Linked DNA regions of Homo sapiens: region 1 is linked to region 2. Evidence: read pairs that join two places in POLR2A ChIA-PET (ENCODE). Cell type or tissue: GM12878. All regions are shown on one strand. Links, peaks and the distances in the headings refer to the core of each region. The heading gives the core; the rest is flanking DNA.

Region 1 (6,240 bases), core at 495-5,494, 130 kb before region 2:
ACGTGAAAGCAAACAAACACACTAGACTCGCTGGTGTCTCAATGAGGATTTTGAAATACAAACTCAGATTATATCACCTCTTTTTTATATAGACCATGAGTCAGTTTGAGGAGCAGTGCAAATAGATTTATTTTGACCTGAGAAAGGACTTTTAAATAATATTTGGTATAAAATATTCATTAGAATCAGAAAAATCATGCTCTAAAATCTAGATATTAAGTGATATATTATCAGATGAATGCTAAATCTATCTAAAAATCATTTATAAAGATCAGACATTAGAGGCAGTCAGTTTAAAACACTATATTTCTAGATTCTAAAAATTAGAATACAAGTTACAAACACCTCATATCCTCTCTTGTGGAACAATTCTATATATGATTCAACAACATATGCCAAATGATTGACCCTTTAGCTGCCTGTGTTCACCTGTGCCATTCCCACCATGTCTTCTCATGAAAAGGGTATACTCTGAGTTGAGAAATAAACCAGGTAAGCTGATTATAAATCGGTATTTCATAACAAAAGAGTAAACGTCCTTCAAAACCACAAATACAAAATTCCAAACCTCCGCTACACCACTTACTAGCTTTGTATCTACTTTTTAAGGTAGTGTAAGTGTCTTCTATAAAATACTTGACATATAGGGAGTGTGTGTTCAATGGAGGCAATGATTTTTCTTTGGGGGTTTTCTTGCTTCCCACAATTTATTCTCAAAGCCCTTTGGTACCTGCTTCTGGCACCAGATCTGAAAGGTGAATAGGTTAGTTAAAATTCTCTGACACTTTGGACTGTTTTAATAAGAACTCTTTCTACACAAAATTCTCAGTACTACTAAAGAAAATGACAGAAATGAATTATTTTGATAAGCCATTGCTAGTACCCTATGATTCTCTACTATACCTGCATAAAATAACAAATTTTGGAGTTTGAAACACAATCACATTCACAACCATTGGGATAAATTTTAATTTAAAATAATAATAATGTTGACAAGGATGAGGAAAAATTGGAACCCTGTGGATTGCTGGTGAGAATATAAAAGCATGCAGTTGCTGTCGAGAACAATATGGTTGTTTCCCAAATAAATACGATTACCATATGATCCAGCAATTCCATTTCCAGGTATATAACCAAGAGAACTGAAAGCAGAGACCCAAACATATTTAGACACACACATTCATAGAAGCACTATTCACAATAGCCAAAAGGTGGATGTAACATAAGTGTCTATGGATAGATGAACAGAGAAACAAAATGTGGGATATACATACAATAAAATATTACTCAGCCTTAAAAACTGGGAAATTCTGACACATGCTACAACATGGCTGAGCCTTGAAGACATTACACTAAGTGAAATAAGTGAACCACAAAAGGACAAAGATTGTATGATTCCACTTATAGGAGATGTCTGGAAAAGTCAAATTCAAAGAAACAGAAAGCACAATTGGGGTTGCCAAGTGCTGAGGGGAAGAGAGAAAGGAGAGTTATTGTCTAATGCATGTATAGCTTCAGTTCATACCCAATAAACTGAAGATAGTCATTAATGGGAAGATGAAAAGAGTCCTGGAGATGGATAATAACAATGATTGCAAAACGATATGAATGTACCTAATGCCCCTGAACTATATTCCTAAAAATGGTTAAAATGGTAAATTTTATCTTATATATATTTTACTGTAATTTTTTAAAAAGTAAAATAATAAACAAAAAGCCTAAGCACACACACCAAAGTGCCCAGATTAATTAAATCAAAACATTCAGGGATCAAGAGATCAATTGAATCAAAACATTCAGGGATCAAGCCTAGACAACTATACTTTTTAAATGAGTGTGAAGTAATTCTCCTGCACAGCAAGGACTGAGAATCACTTCTCTAGCCAGCAGAGGCCTCCTGGTAAAAGTATGACTTTCTATGTATGTCCAGAGTTTTTTCAATCTTAATAATTCTTCTTGTTGTGTTAGATTAACAAGGCTTCAGATTATAATATTGTTTCTTTCTTTGTTTTTTCCAAGACAAACTGTATCCAGCTTTATTAAAGATACTTTCCATAAACAATCGTGCTATTTCAGGAAGGACATGGGCAGACAATCATTAGCAGTATACAACAACTTTCAAACTCCCTTCTTCAATGGACTAGCAAAACACAGAAAACCACTGTAAAACCCAATGAAGTCTTCATCTGATGCTCTGAACAGGGAAAGTTTAGAGTGAGGGTTGACATTTCACACTTAGCATGTTGTTTAACAACTTTTCACAAGCCGACCCTGACTTTGACCTGACCCCCAATCATTGGTTATCAGGGTGTCAGGCAATCTGGACTTTGCAGTGATGCCACTGAGGTGGCGCCTGTCAAAAGAGCAGTGGTTCCATTTCTAGATTGTGTGTCTTCAGTTAAATTCTGCCATTGTCATTTCACTTCCTGAAAGTCAGGGTCGGCTTGTGAAGAATATTGTTTCTTAAATCACTGAACACCTTCTAAATTAATTTGATTAACTTCCTGCTCTATATATTTGATTACAATTTAATAACATATAAGGAAACGGAAAATAGATATAATTTGCCTTCTTGCACACCTATGTAGGCTAATGTGATATGAAGTAAATCAAGCATTATATAGTAATCTTGATTTTACCTTATGAATTAAAAACACAGACCTTTACACAGTATTTATTATTTTATGGAACATGTACCTTCATTTGGTATAGAACAAAACAATCAAAGATTTTTGGTGCTATATTTTATGGGCTATGGTGTAAAACAAATAAAACACCATCATTGTATAAAGAAGTAAGAATTGGATAATGAAATAAATTTCTCATTTAGAAGCCCTATGTAGTTCTTAGGTAATAAATCTGACATAGAATAAATGAGCATTTACTGTTGGTTTCTAGCTTGAATATAATTTCTTAGCAGGTTTTCCTCAGGGATACAAAGGACTTCTATGATCTAAGGTAGCCAATATGGATGATACAACCAATGTAGGATATATACATTGATAAGATTATTAGAAGTTGAATGTCTAAACAGGGAACTTGTCCAAAAATATTCAAAACTCCTAAATCAATTCATGTGAATTAATCAAATAAAGGCTCAGAATTTACATTTCTAAATGACTGAAATCACTTTCAGAAAATACTGTAATCATGTAATCATCCTTGCATGTTCCCTCCACTGAATTTCAATACTGGGAACACCAATTTTTCCACTAGAAAAATGCCAAAAGTCCCTAAGCTCTTAAACAAAGCAGCATTATGATACCACCATGCCCCTATTGTGAAGCATGGATCAGACCTTTCTATTGTTTCAGAATACTGTCAATAAATGTCATCTGAAAGCATAAAAAATAAATGATACTCATGTAAATAAGTAAAAATTAAAGGCATCTGGGAGACAGCCAATATTGATATTGTCTAATCTACATAAACTATTCCTTAAGAAGTGTAATAATAGTGCATTTTAAGAAGAGGAAGCTAAGTTAGGAGTGCATTTCCTCAAACACTAGTCTTTTTCAGTTTCGGAAATAATTACACCCATAATACTATGAACAGCTCTGTTCACTGAAGGGAATAAAAGCTCCAGATGAAATCTTAACAGCTTTTCCTTTGTAGCCAAATACTGATTGCAAAAGGACATATCAGGCTGTGAATGTTATTATATGTGAGACGTTTTGCAAATGGATGGAAAAAATGATGGGAGTCAGATAAAGCTCTAAGAAATGATCCTGAAGCAATAAATACAATGGATAAGTATATGGCTAAACACATGACTGCCCTTCCAAAGAGCTGGTTTTTGTTTTTTTTTCTCAAAACTGCCCCTCCCCAGACCCTCTAATTCTTGCCAGAATGCTTCCTCTAGTTATAAGTTTAGCTGCCGTGTATCTGTCTCTCATGGCTAGATTATCTGAGCTGCTTGAGTTTAGAAATGGTTTCCTCACATACCTCCTCTTTGGGAACTTTCATTGAATTATCTGCAATCTTGGCCACACGCTGTGGCTCACACAAGTAATCCCAGCACTTTGGGAGGCCGAGGGGCAGATCACTTGAGTTCAAGAGTTCGAGACCACCCTGGCCAACATGGTGAAACACTGTCTCTACTAAAAATACTAAAATTAGCCAGGTGTGGTGGAGGGTACCTGTAATCCCAGCTACTCAGGAGGCTGAGGCAGGAGAATTGCTTGAACCCAGGAGGTAGAGGTTGCAATGAGCCGAGATCAGGCCACTGCACTCCAGCCTGGGCGACAGAGTGAGACTCCATCTCAAAAATAAATAAATAAATAAACAAATAAATAAAAAAAAGAGAATTAACTGCAATCTAATGAACCAGTAGATGTTAGGCTGCCCTTCCTGAGAGGCTCTGATTTAAGAAGAAAGCACACAATGAAACCACTGAGAAAAGACAGAAGGATGCTGATCTAAGCCACAGCTACACTTCTTGCCCCTAATTCAACATCCCCAAAAACGTGGAGGAGCAGGAGAAACACATCAAAAAATGAAACGGGTTCGTTCTTATATCTCTGGATCTCTGTATATTGATCTTCTTCATTTTTAATTTATTCATAATAATTTACTGCCATGGTAGAGAACAAGTAGGGACGCTCCAAGTTCCTTTGGATAGCAAAGTTAGGAAAACCTAGAAAGCATATTTTCCTTCTAAATCTTTCACCTTAGGACACCTAGAGATTTATGATATTTATCGTGTGCTGGAGAAAATAACACTTAAATAAAAGGTGATCCTTGTAGATAGGGTACCTCAGTTCAAGCAGATTCTCTGAGCAACTGTCAAGATTCACTGCTAGGAACTTTACTGATGTATCCGTTACACACCAATATCAATTTATGACCACAAACAAGGCAGATTTAACACAGTGAATGGAAAGATGTGAATATTTATTTTTGAAAGCTACAGCATATTCATCTAAAGCATTGATTAATTGTTTAAAATCTTTATCATGCTACCACCTAGGTTCACACATGCATTTTCCCTTCAGTTTATTTATCATAGTAAATGTAGCAAACCATATACATTTTATGCCTTATTCAAGATGTATGTCCTCATCAAAACAATTTTTCAGGTAATTTCTGTCATGTCAACTCATGATTAACTGCACTAATGAAGAGAAGTAATATCACAGAAAAATCAGTGTGGAGATGCCCAGACCAATATATTGTTGGTATTGGCATGCTTTAGCTCATTTTGCAGCAGATTACCATCATCAAAATAGTTTTTACTTAAGCTCATTTGAAAACATTTTATTTCCCCAAAACTCTTACTGTTTTAGTGGTAAAACATAAAGAAACTGGAAAAATGATTGATTAAAAGAAACTTAAATGAGATGAAAAATATGTCATAGTTAAACCAAAAGGTAGATCAGGTGTACACGAACAATTAGTTGATTTTATCTAGAAGCAAATTTGCAAGTGTAAATGTGTCTGTCCAAGTGAAAATATGTAATCGATATGTTTATGTATGTATGTATGTATTGGTATGCATATATAGAAAGGAGTTTTGTGCTGAGAATTTACACCATTCATATTATAAAATATTGATTAACATTTTCATTGGTGATACCTTAATTTCTGCATGCTTTATGGTGCATTCTATGGAAATTGAAGTAAAAGATAACTTTAAATGGATATATTAATAGTTAAAACAATATAAATATCAGTATAAAAATATAATGACAATGTAAGTTTTTCTTCACTTTTTTTAGAAAACATGCAAACCTCTTATAAATGAAAAAGGGGAAAATCAACTTATAGTGATCTAATATGGATGTCCATAATTCAGTGAAAAATATGGTAAATTAAAAACTAAAAATGCTCACAAAAAGTCTTTTAAATGATTTTAAGTTCAATACATTAATAAGCTTTTGAAAATAATACTAGAGAGGGGAGCCAAGATGGCCAAATAGGAACAGCTCCGGTCTACAGCTCCCAGCGTGAGCAACGCAGAAGATGGGTGATTTCTGCATTTCCATCTGAGGTACTGGGTTCATCTCACTAGGGAGTGCCAGACAGTGGGCGCAGGACAGTGGGTGCAGCACACCGTGCGCGAGCCAAAGCAGGGTGAGGCATTGCCTCACATGGGAAGCCCAAGGGGTCAGGGAGTTCCCTTTCCTAGTCAAAGAAAGGGGTGACAGACAGCACCTGGAAAATCGGGTCACTCTCACCTGAATACTGCGCTTTTCCAACGGGCTTAAAATACGGTGCACCAGGAGATTATATCCCGCACCT
Region 2 (6,240 bases), core at 691-5,690:
GTTGAAACAAGGAGGAGGCAGTTGATGAAGTGCAGCATTCAGAGAAGTTTTAAAGGACCAGTCAGGTCAAACACTAGGTAGCAGGTACTGGCTTGGAATCAAGAGATGAGCCTAGAGCCTATCGGATGAGAATGAAGGCTCTAGAAGCCAATAAAGATAGGACATCTTGAAAGGTGGCTAAAGCAAACGAGAGGCCTTGAGGAAAAACTGCTTCAGATAAAAGGTTATAGAGTGGGACCTTGGGGGCTCCATAAATAAGCTTTAAAAGTTCTTCAAATTGTTTGAAAATTATGCAAACTTAAGTGCGCGTGCACACGCACACAAACACACATACACACAGGCATGCACACAAACTCTTCTCATGAGAAACTAATCTTTTTTTTTTCTTTTGTAATATACATTCTCAAAGGAGTCCTTGAAGTTTTACGCCCCACTGATCCAGGACAAATCTAATGAAAGTCAGATTTTTGTTAATTATGATTTGGTTTCCTTCTTCTGTAGTAGGATACAGCTGCCACGTGCTATGTTAGACAAGCTATTTTACCTACTACCTGCAGAATTATCGGGGATGCTCAAAATGATGTAGTAACCGCATACTTATGGGGACCTCATGGGAAAACATGAGTGACTTATAGAACTTCTGATGCCACTAAAGGAAATTCTCTATAATTATAAAAGGGAGTTGTTTTTAGAACTGCTAAATTGCCATTTCCCATAATTGAGGTTGTATCCCAGTGGTAGAATCAATGATACTACTTCTTATTAAACCAATAAGTCATGGTCCCTCTGCAATACAGCACATTCCCAATTATGGTGTCCTTTAAAAGAATCACCTTTGTCAAATCAAAGTTACGACTAAAATAATCCTTAGATACTTTTTGTTTCTGAGAATATAGTCATTGCTCTAAAATTTTAGGATTTGCTTTAAAGGCACAAAACAATGATTATGGATTTTTTGTTTCCTTCAAAATTTAAACGTTGAAAGCCTAAGCCCCAGTACTTCAGAGTGTGACCTTATTTGAAGCCAGGATCTTTACAGATGTAATCAAGTTAAAGTGAATTCATTAGAGTGGGCCTATATACAATATGACTGGCGTCCTTATAATACGGGGAAACTTGAACACAGAAACATGCACAGAGGTGGAGATGCTGTGGAGGCTTGGGAAAGACAGGCATCTATGAGCTAAACAGAGGCCCGGAACAGATCCTTCCCTCAGAGTCCTTAGGAAATACCAGCCCTGTTCACACCTTGATCTTGGACTTCTAACTTTCAGAACTGTGAGAAAATAGATTTATGCTATTTATGCCACTCTGGTACTGTGTTATTTCAGCCCCAGCAAACTAATACAATACTATCAATAATAATAAAAAATCTGTTTAGTGTATTGTATTAATTTCCTATTGCTGCTGTAACAACTTACCACACACAATGATTTAACCCATGCAAATTAATATCATCTATTTCCAGAAGTCAGAAGTCTCACTGGACTAAAATCAAGGTGTAATCAGGGCTGCATTCCTTCTGGAGGTGCTATAGAATGCTATCCTTGCTTTTTTTAGTTTCTAGAGGTTGTCTGCATTCCTTGGTTCATGGCCCAGTCATTCTGACCTTTACTTCTGTGACTTAATCTCTTTATCTGACTCTGACCCTCCTGCCTCCCTTTTATCATGACCCTTGTGATTACATTGGGCCACAAGAAAATTCAGGATAATCTTCCAGTCTCAAATACTTAATCACATCTGCCAAATCCCTTTTGCTATGTAAAGTAATATATGCAGATTACAGGGATCAGGGCATGACCATCTTTGGGGAACCATTTTTCTACCTATCACAGATATATTGAGTGATTAGCACACGGAAGCAACCAGCTAAGCACGTTACCTTAAGTTCTCACCAACTACTTCATCTTCATCTTCCCAACCACTTTATAATGTACATTCTATTAGCATGCCCATTTTTACCTGAGAATTTCAAATTGTATGTTTTTCTAATGAATTGCTCTAGTCTAAATCTTCCTAAATTATATAATTAAATGCCATTTTTTTTGTTGTCAATGTATCTTCACAGTATGTATATTAAACTAATTTTTTGCATAAAGACAAGTGCTTCCATCTCTTTCAGTTCTTGGGTATCAATTCGCTATATCCCATTCAGTCTAGTCTACTAAACACGGAGCAGCAGCACCTAGATAATGAGTGTGATATAAAGAAAGGGATTGGAACTGGACAGGGTAGAAATAAGACTGTTCATAACATGGCAGGGAAATCCTCAGCATTTGCAAGCATGTAGTAAGAACTGCTCCATATGGAGACAAGGCCAAGTGGTTCACGGGGGCAGAGAGAGACCTGTCAAACGTTGCAAACATAGCTACTCAGCACAAAAGCACAGCATGAGATCACAGCAGTACTAAGTGCAAGGACTATGTTTGTTCAACTCTATGTCCACAGCGTTGTTGATTGCTGAGCAAATCAGTTGATGAAGATGACAGACAGGGCTATTTTTTCAAGATAGCCCCAATTTTATCATTAACAAGGCAGTATTCCACTAACCTCTACCAAATAGGTGAAAAGTGTGTGCCAAGTTCAAGAAACTAGAAGGGCAATTATTTGACGAGGAACTAGTTATCATGGGCTCTTCCTGACATGAGCAGACAACTGAGTTATTGATCCGTGGCCTGAGTAACCTGAGAGCAGGGGTATGGTAGAGGATGGCAATTCTTCAGGAGAAGAACCCAGAAGAGCACAGATCAAAAGGCCCAGGAAGAAGGGACAGAGGGACAACTAACAGCACTTTTTTTTTTCCAGTCAGTTACGTTCTGAGCACTTTCCACACACTAATTAATTTTATCATCATGAAAACCTTATAAGGAAGATGCCACTATTATCATCACCACTGACATGCCTTCCAAGCAAGGACCACAAAGGGAACGCCTATAGTTCCATGAGTTGGATTTAATACTTGTGGCAGTGAGGGATGTACGTGGAGAATCATGGGGCACCTCAGAGAGTGATTGGAAGGACTTATTATGGGATTCAGGCTTAGGCAAGATGATTTTGGAAGAGAGCTCCAGAAGGCAGACTGGACTGGGTACTGTGAAGGGACAGGAATAAGTCTATGATTAGGTATATTAATAAATGTTTTCTAAATGGAGGGCAGACTATAATAAAGCTAACAAAGCAGCAATCACTCATATCAGCAGACATTTTGTGGTTTTTACACTGACCTTTTTCTTTTATCTGCACTTAGTCAACATTGTCAACTTGCCTGTCTTTATCTTTACACAGGTCCAGAATCATCTTGTCTGATGTTGATGTTCTGTGAGATTTCTTTATGTCTCATAGGAGAACACCAAGGCTTTGCTGTGATTGTCAGTCCAGCTCCTACCAATACTAAGACCTAGCTGTAAGATTTCAAGTTCTTTTTCCAAATATCAGGGCTGCTTTCCTCTTTTTCTGTCTCTGAATTATCTATAGAGAAGCAGAGGCTCAGGAAGTTTCAATAACTCACCAAAGGTCACTCAGCTATGTGCAAAGCAGGAACTGAACCCAGGTAATTGAGTTCCAGATTCTAAGTCTTTGGCCATTGTGCTGTATTATCAGCAGCCAGCAGCAGCTGTAGTGACAAACATAATGCCACATTTCCCAGCCCAGAGCTCACCACAAAGATCTTCTAAGAGGTATGATGCTGTGAATGCTTTCACAGGATTCAATTTCTGTGACTGTAAACTTCTATTTTTAAAACTACTCTGCCTGAACGAGTGCCAATGGTGAGGGTTTCACTTCTCAACATTTACATTCAACCCTTTGCCATTGTTTAAATAATTTAACATTCTTCCATATAAATAACAATTTTCACTTAGGCAGACTCTTACTATACATTGAGCATTACCCCAAGATGAAAAAGCCTCCTAAGTGAAAATCACTAAGGCAATTTAAAATACTGTTGTCCATGAAATTACCTTTAATCAAGTCACCAAACTTCCCCATTTGTCTCACTGAAAGTTCCAATTTCACCTCCTTCCTAACATTTTATGTTAACAATTGGAATACGTTTGTAATATATGCTCTTTGTTTGACCAACATATATTAATTGTTACATAACTTAATCCTATAGACATTTTTAACATTTAGAGACTCATGATGTGAGAAAAAATTTCAATAACTTTTTAGTTTTATTCAAAGAGATATGATAATAACATACTGAGCAAAAGATTTTCAAAAATTCATTGTGTAATTTAGGGAATTCGTACAATTTAAGAAAGGGGATAAAAACCATGATTTCATAAAAATAAAAGATGATGTAAATACAAAATACATACATAATTAAAATAAAATACATGGTATTATAAAATGGTATATTTTTATATCCTGTTAGGTGCTTAAAGAGAATTGTTTAATTGGTTTTAAAATGACAATTTTTATAAGATGTTTGAAATTATGTCATATCAAATTAAATTTGATGAAAAACTTTCAATGTCAATTTAAAAATTTTGCAAGCAGTTATTTCTTTTCCAGAATTATTTTTGGGATTTCCTGAGTAAACTTTTGTAAAGATGACTGACTTGTAACACTGCTATTTGCACGAAACAGTTTATTTTTATCAGAGTCCTGGAAGAGTCTGCCAAATGGAACTCAAGGTGGCTAGGGTAAGATTTACACTGGATATAGGCCCTGATTAGATATTATGTTTCATTCCATTGTTACAAAACTGCATTTTCCTTAGTTTCTTCCTTATTGGCCAACGTAGAAACTTTCTAGGATGAAAGTCTCCATTTTTATGCGTCTATGCTAGCCACAGCCAATGAGCCAGACTCTCTGCTGCAGAGCCTGTGTCCCGCTCAAAGTCTTTAAAACAAAACAAAAAATACCATAGACAATGCTTACAAATGTCCCAGGGCAGGCACATGCACATAAATCTACTTATTAATCTACTTCCCATTCTTTCCCTGAGCAGTTTTGGTTCCACAAAACTCTTTGAGTTGCTAACATAATTTCCCACAGGAAATATATTTTATAATCAAGTAACTTTTATTCATTCATAGATGTTCTATTTTCTTTATCTAATTTATTATGTATGGGTTTCTTACAATCTTAATATAAAAATTTAATGAACAGCCATGACAATCTATATTGATTTTTACCTGCTATACTTTAACCTTCTAAAGAAGTAGACTTTGCACATTTTGTTTTATGCATGTCAGAATGATACCGCATTATATTAATAAAGATCTTTTCATTCACGGTATGTAAGAGGCAGGGGTCTCAGCTATGTCAGAACTGAATTTTAGGCATGTCTCTTAGGAGAACTAAGAAGAAATCTTTCACCTTACACTTAAAATTTGTGTCTATTGATGGACTTGGAGGCTTGTGAGTTTTCTAGAATAAAACTCAAAATATAATGGTGAGAATTAAGTAACTCACAGAATGGCAAATATGCCAGGATTAGTACAGGATGGACAGAGGAGCAAGGTTAATGCCCCAAAGAAGTTATACTGCAAGAAGGGAATGTGGCTTTCCAGGGAGGGACTCCATTTCAGTGAAAGGGGTGTAGTTTACAAGCTGGACTCAATGACAGAGCCTGAGGGTCTGAGAGAAGTAGTACTTTTAAGTAAAATTGGGCACTGTTGTTTCAAATGAACTCAGCCTTCCTTGGGAGCACCTTGATAGAGAAGAGCCAAGTAAAATACGGAAAAACAGTAACCACTCAGGGTCTTAAAAAAACCCTGCTCTGGAATGCTTCTGACATAGACATCAGAGGAGGAGGACATATGCCAAGGAGACTGTGAGGTAGAATTGAGGATGATTCCACTCATACAAAGTTGTACTTAGCAGCAGGAACACCTGAACATTGAGGAATGCCCCCAAAAGCAGCGGCTGTCATGGTCAGGACAGAACAGGGACATCACCATGTGAGCAGCAGCCTGAGAGTGAGTGTTAAGCCACAATCACGAGCTCAAGTTTCATTACCCGTGAGGAGAAAGGATAAAATTAAGAGAACCTTGAAAGAGAGGTTACGTTTCTATAAATATGTAAATAGGTTCTAATAAGCAAGAAATACTGAGGTCTATAAGGTGGTCTCATTTTTATGCACACAATGATGAATCACAGTGATATTGCAGCATTTATATTTTAGAATCAATAACCTGGTTGGTGGTTCATTCTGTGCCTGGCCTATTTATATTTTATAGCCACCAGAAAAATAGCTAAGATTATGACTATGAGTCCAATAATCCAGGTACT

The links. Peaks named below come from ENCODE experiments on the same cell type or tissue, not always from the same donor. Only the 100,000 strongest peaks of a DNase experiment are listed, where the experiment ranks them.
Region 1: POLR2A ChIA-PET joins it to region 2 with 5 read pairs; 2 of 35 experiments call an interaction of 5 or more read pairs at or near these places.

What each region holds. Positions count from the first base shown.
Region 1 is chr4:167,049,421-167,055,660 of GRCh38, forward strand. The region is part of intron 3 of SPOCK3 (SPARC (osteonectin), cwcv and kazal like domains proteoglycan 3); the gene reads right to left. Among named protein-coding and RNA genes, the nearest start is that of SPOCK3, 180 kb to the right of the region's middle. In GM12878, for the core only: no CTCF peak of the experiment used is centred there; a DNase peak (open chromatin) is centred at 3,549.
Region 2 is chr4:167,174,503-167,180,742 of GRCh38, forward strand. All of the region lies in intron 2 of SPOCK3 (SPARC (osteonectin), cwcv and kazal like domains proteoglycan 3), which reads right to left. Among named protein-coding and RNA genes, the nearest start is that of SPOCK3, 57 kb to the right of the region's middle. In GM12878, for the core only: no CTCF peak of the experiment used is centred there; a DNase peak (open chromatin) is centred at 3,609.